Regions from separate parts of the Mus musculus genome. Here region 1 is linked to region 2. Evidence: chromatin loops called from intact Hi-C (ENCODE). Cell type or tissue: heart. All regions are shown on one strand.

Evidence for each region. A loop is a pair of places that touch in the nucleus more often than their neighbours do. Peaks named below come from ENCODE experiments on the same cell type or tissue, not always from the same donor. Only the 100,000 strongest peaks of a DNase experiment are listed, where the experiment ranks them.
Region 1: it touches region 2 in a loop (9-fold over the local background); 5 of 42 quality-filtered maps call a loop at or near these places.

Annotation. Positions count from the first base shown.
Region 1 is chr17:49,934,897-49,937,396 of GRCm38, reverse strand. No RefSeq gene overlaps it. Among named protein-coding and RNA genes, the nearest start is that of Gm52302, 98 kb to the left of the region's middle. In heart, a CTCF peak has its summit at 1,427 (motif pointing left); a DNase peak (open chromatin) is centred at 1,426; H3K27me3 peaks cover 1,751 bases.
Region 2 is chr17:50,290,453-50,292,952 of GRCm38, reverse strand. All of the region lies in intron 1 of Dazl (deleted in azoospermia-like), which reads left to right. Among named protein-coding and RNA genes, the nearest start is that of Dazl, 1.9 kb to the left of the region's middle. In heart, CTCF peaks have their summits at 40 (motif pointing right) and 1,281 (motif pointing left); a DNase peak (open chromatin) is centred at 112; H3K4me3 peaks cover 730 bases; H3K27ac peaks cover 419 bases.

The DNA.
Region 1 (2,500 bases), 360 kb after region 2:
CCCAGGCCCACCAAGCCACCCCCCATGAAAGACCAGTCAGTCACCTGTGGTGAGTTCTCAGGCAGGTGAGTTCCCACCCGACCAGCTCCCCTACCCTAGCCACTCATGTGATGGCTGAAGCCCACAGTGCTGAGCATGACAAAGGTGAAGTAGAAGCTCTCCTCGTAGCTCCAGCCTTCCATGTGGGAGAAGAGAAGTGGAGGCAGCAGCATGAAGGACTGGAGGTCAGAGAGCAGCGCAGCAGGGCCTGCCAGCCTCCTTGCCTGCAGGGTCCTGGAACACACAGCATCGGCCTGAGGCTCTGTCGAGCACAGTGAGAAACAGATGCCCTTGTGCCCAACCTCTCCAGCTTGTGTCCCCTCATGTTTCCTGCCAAAAGCTTGGGGTGGCTTTGACTCCTCCCATCCTCACCCTCACCATGGACATGATCACAGACCCCGTCCTGGGCTTTGCTCCCCCAACCTCACCACCAGCCTCCCATTCCTCTCCCTTCTGCTCCCAAACTCCATTTCCACCACAGTTTCCCAGCTGGAAGCGATTCATCCAGGTTTGTGGCCACTGCCTCAGCTGTTAGCTGCTCCCCAGCTGGTGGGCACATTGGTGCACCCCACACTACATAAGGTGGCCCAGCTGATGGAGTGCTAGCAGGCAGCCAGGCTCCGGTTGCATCCTCTGATGCAGGAGAGAGGGGTATTTGAGGGGACACCTCCTTCATCTCTGGGCATGGCCACCCTGGTCATTTCACTTCCATGCTGGAGGTGGCAGCTGCTGCCTAGCCAGGCCTGATGACTAGACAGAGCAAGGCTGGCACATCAGGTTGCTGTTGGGCTCTGGAGTTCTTATCCATTCTGGCTCCACTTCTTGGACTCTGACTCCTGCAAGGCTTTGGGAACTTGGGCAAGGCTTAATCTTTCTGAGCCAGTTTGCTTAACTTTAAAATGGGCTCCAGACCTGTCATGGGGGAGGGGGTGATGAGAGGCCACAGTGGGGGCCACACTGTCGGTGGGAATGCCAATCCCTGAGCATCCAGTGGGTACCAGGCTGAATGAATGGAATGAATGGACCAATGAATCAAGACGGAAGGTTGCCATATGATCTCTCTCCCTCCCTCCCTCCCCCCCTCTCATTTCCCTTTCCATTCTTGCTTTGTTTTATTTGTCTTAAACCAGGCTTTTATCTAGGCTGGCCTCAAACTTTTTTTAATGTAACCTGTTTTTTTAACCCCCTGTCTCCACCTCTCAAGCGCTGAGATCACAAAGTGATGGTCTGAATAAGTGGGATGCTAGGGAGGTGTTCGAGAGTGAGCCTTGTATTGGAGTGCTGGAAAGACAAGGCAAGGATATAACGATGCTGGTTCCTGAAGGGGAAAGAGGCAGTCGTGGTGGAGCCTAAGTCATCAGCAGTGTGAGCCTGCCACCTGGTGGTAAGTCCTGGGTCATGCAGGCAAGACTGAGGGCAAGGGCTTTTGGGTTGGTTCCTGAAATCCAGGGCTGCAGGGATCCTGGGTTTCTGTCCACACTATTTCCACACAACAGTCTTAAATGCTTTTAAGACAGGCTCCACATCACCCTGGCTCTGGAGGGGAAATGGGTCCAGAGGACAGTGTTAGGGGCCAAGGGATGCTGATGCACTGTGAGAGTTTTCAGGGACAGGTGGGATGACCAAAGTCCACCAGTGCATCAGCCCCCAAACTTGAATATGCACACAGCTCCCCTGGTGTCTGGGGAAGTGCAGAGCCAGGTCCATGTGTCCTGAGGCTGCTTGTAAGAGGCTTGGGGTGTGCTACAGGTGTCACACCCTGTCATACACTCTGGGATGCAATCACTGGAACTATTGTCCCTCAGGGTAAGGCCACCTCCAAAGTTCCAGCAGCTTGTCCCATGCTGCCCTCACCAACGGCAATGATGGTGGGCACGGAAAAGAAGGAAGAGCCTACAAACTCCCAGCCTGTGTATTTCTCAGGAGGTAGGTCCCATCTTTATATGCTTGGGTGATGTCCTGGGGGAGGTGATGCAGTGACCCACAGGATCTTGAGAGAGGAGGATGGGCCCCTGCCCCCTCTCCCATGTCTGTGCTATACCTACAACCACACTCTTGTTGTATAGACAGTTTCTCCAAAGAGATAAACTTCCTCCTGGCGGAAGGAGAAAAGCTCCGAGACTTCCAGGCTCAGGAAACTCAGGAGGGCACAGGATTCACAAACCCAGTCCCCAAAGTTAAATCTCACAGTAACAACTGCTGGGGAGAGCCATCAATAGAGCTCTAGGGATGTGAGGTGTCACCCATAATGGGATGGACTTTTCAGTGATGCCGCTGCCTTTGAACCATCCACATTCCTATTAGTAACTCCAATAAACCCCCTTGGTTCCTCCAGCTAGAAGTGAGTGGGATTGTTTCTTTGGTCAATTAATCCCTGGTGCCCTATCTGACTTGAAGAGAATTTTTCATGTGTCCCCAGGAAAACTTAACACAATATCTCATCCTTTATTCCAAGTCTATT
Region 2 (2,500 bases):
AGCGCGGGCGCCTCCGCCAGGTGGCGCCTAGGCTGGCCGCGCCGGGTCCTGCGGCCTGGCGGCTTGGCCGCGGCGTGGAAAGGACCCGGAGGGCGTGGTTATCGGGAGGCTGAGGGCGGGCCCTGTCGCCTGGTGACTGTGGGTGGGGTGGAGGCGGCTTTGCGGGAGCTTGGCTTGCGTGGGCTGGGGGAGGAGCCAGAGGCCTGAGCCGGGCGGGGGTCGGGGAAAGCGGGACCGGACAGCTCTGCTGTAATCGCCGCTGCCGCCGCCAGCAGACTGACTGAGGCGTTGCCAGGCTAGCTTGGGCTACTGAAAACAAACGTTGATAGCCATTTAATCACAAATCCGTTAGATGTTGCATGTTCGTTTAAAATTTTTTTCCATTTTAGAGGTAAAGGAAGAAATTTATACTACTTATGACCGATGTTAACTTAAGTTGGAATTCAAATTAAGCATTTATAATGTGAAATAGGTACTTGTCTATCACAATAATTTAAATCGCACAATATTGGACCGTTTTCTCACTACATTAGGGTTAAACATTTGATAACTGCAGATTTTTATCTATTGGCCAGTATTTGTAGCATACATGGGAATTTGCTTAGCATAGTGATTTAATTACATTTCAAAAATGTGAATCCTGAAATCTTTAATAACTATTCTCAGCTTCTAGCTATATTTGATATGTGGATTTTCCAATACAATGAAGTATGGTACTGTACAAAATAGGCAAATTTTTGTGTGCTGGCTCATTGCTGGTATTCTAATATTTCTCATAGCTAATTCAGAGGTATAATTAAATATGTCTTAAATTTAATACAGTTTGTTTTCAGTATGCTATTATAGTCCATTGATGAGTAAGATACTTTCCCACCAGGGTCAGTAGTGGGCATTTAGGTGTGTGGAAATTTACAATTATTGGGGACAGCAGGGGGCCATATGGAGCCCTTTAGAAGTTCAGGTCAACTCTGGCAACATAAGACGTCATTTAAAATAAATAATTGTACTCAAGAAGTAGAGGCATGAGTTTGAAGCCAGCCTGGTCTACATAGCAAGTTTTCAGGACAGCCAGAGTTACATAATAAGATCCTATCTCTTAAGTATAAAATTATACTTTCTTAAACATCAACCTGACTTACAAGTATTTGGTTGTAGAGTGGTTTTGGTCATATTTAAAAAGTAACTAAAGCATCTATCAGTTGTGGGTGTTTTACTTATTAAGCATACAGTAGGAATTAGGTCTTATTAAAATGGATTCTTTGCTTTCTTGGTTTTGAGTGCCACCTACTGGATAAGGACTAGGATATGGTGTGCCTTCTTTAATACATAATACACTATTATTTTGAGACCGATTTAATATTTACTCTGATGAAGCAGGTAGTTTAAGCCCAAATCAAGCATCCTATAATATTTAATGCTTTATTTTCCTCCTTATTAAACTTTTCTCAAACGTCCATTTTACTTTTTTATAAAGAATACAATTAGAAGACATTTGAGATTTTTTTTTTCCTTAATTTTTAAGGCAGGAAATCAAGATCTTGAACAATGGAAAGCAAATTCTTCCCAACAGTTATTTTCCTCTTCAGTTCTAGAAGTACCATAACAGGATTTTTCATCACATCCCTATACAGGTTATGGTCCTAGTAACACATTGTTTGGGAATCATTTGTTATGGAAATATCCCTGGCTTCCTACCAGATGCCAGAAATTTACCTCACTGTTGACATCCAGAAATGTTCCTAGACATAAGTACCCCTGCAGTACTGAGAGTCAGTGCATTATAACTTATATTCTGGTTAACTGGTAAAATATTACACTTCTAAGTTGAAATGCATCCATGTATTGTGGTACAGACATCAGTAAAAAGGATTATCGAATAAAAATATATCCTAAGGTCATCAATACAAGAAGAGTAAATTGAGAAATGGAGTCCTAAAAAAATTACAGAACTATTGTTTTATGTTTTGAGTTTATTTTTGAATAAGAAATTGAGTAGAGATGGGTAGATTTTCTATTAGTAAATCAAATCTAGTCAGGTTCTAAATAGTCCAAGATGCATAGCATATGTAGTATTGCATTTAGGATTAAACTTAAATCGTAACATAGTAAAAGAAGGAAAAATTTAATAATTTTGCTGCCTGCCATTTCATTGTCATGAAATATCACAAAGGGGATTTACTGTTTAAAGAAATAAGGTAGTTCTCAAGTAGGAATATAAAATAGCAAATAAGGACTTAAGCAGATAAAAGCAAAAAAGGTCAAAAAAGTAAAGTATTGGACAGTTTTTCATTTCTAAAATTTGTATGAAGTTAATCTTTTAAAAACAAATTGACATTTTTAGCTTCTTGACAATGTATACATACATGTAAACAAGTTACATATACTAGCTTTCCCTTAGTGTTCAGTATTCATTGTCAGTTTCATAAGTGGATTTTTCAGTGGGTATGACATAATAATAGTTTACTAAAATTCCATCCAGTTAATAAAGTCAGCCAAGATA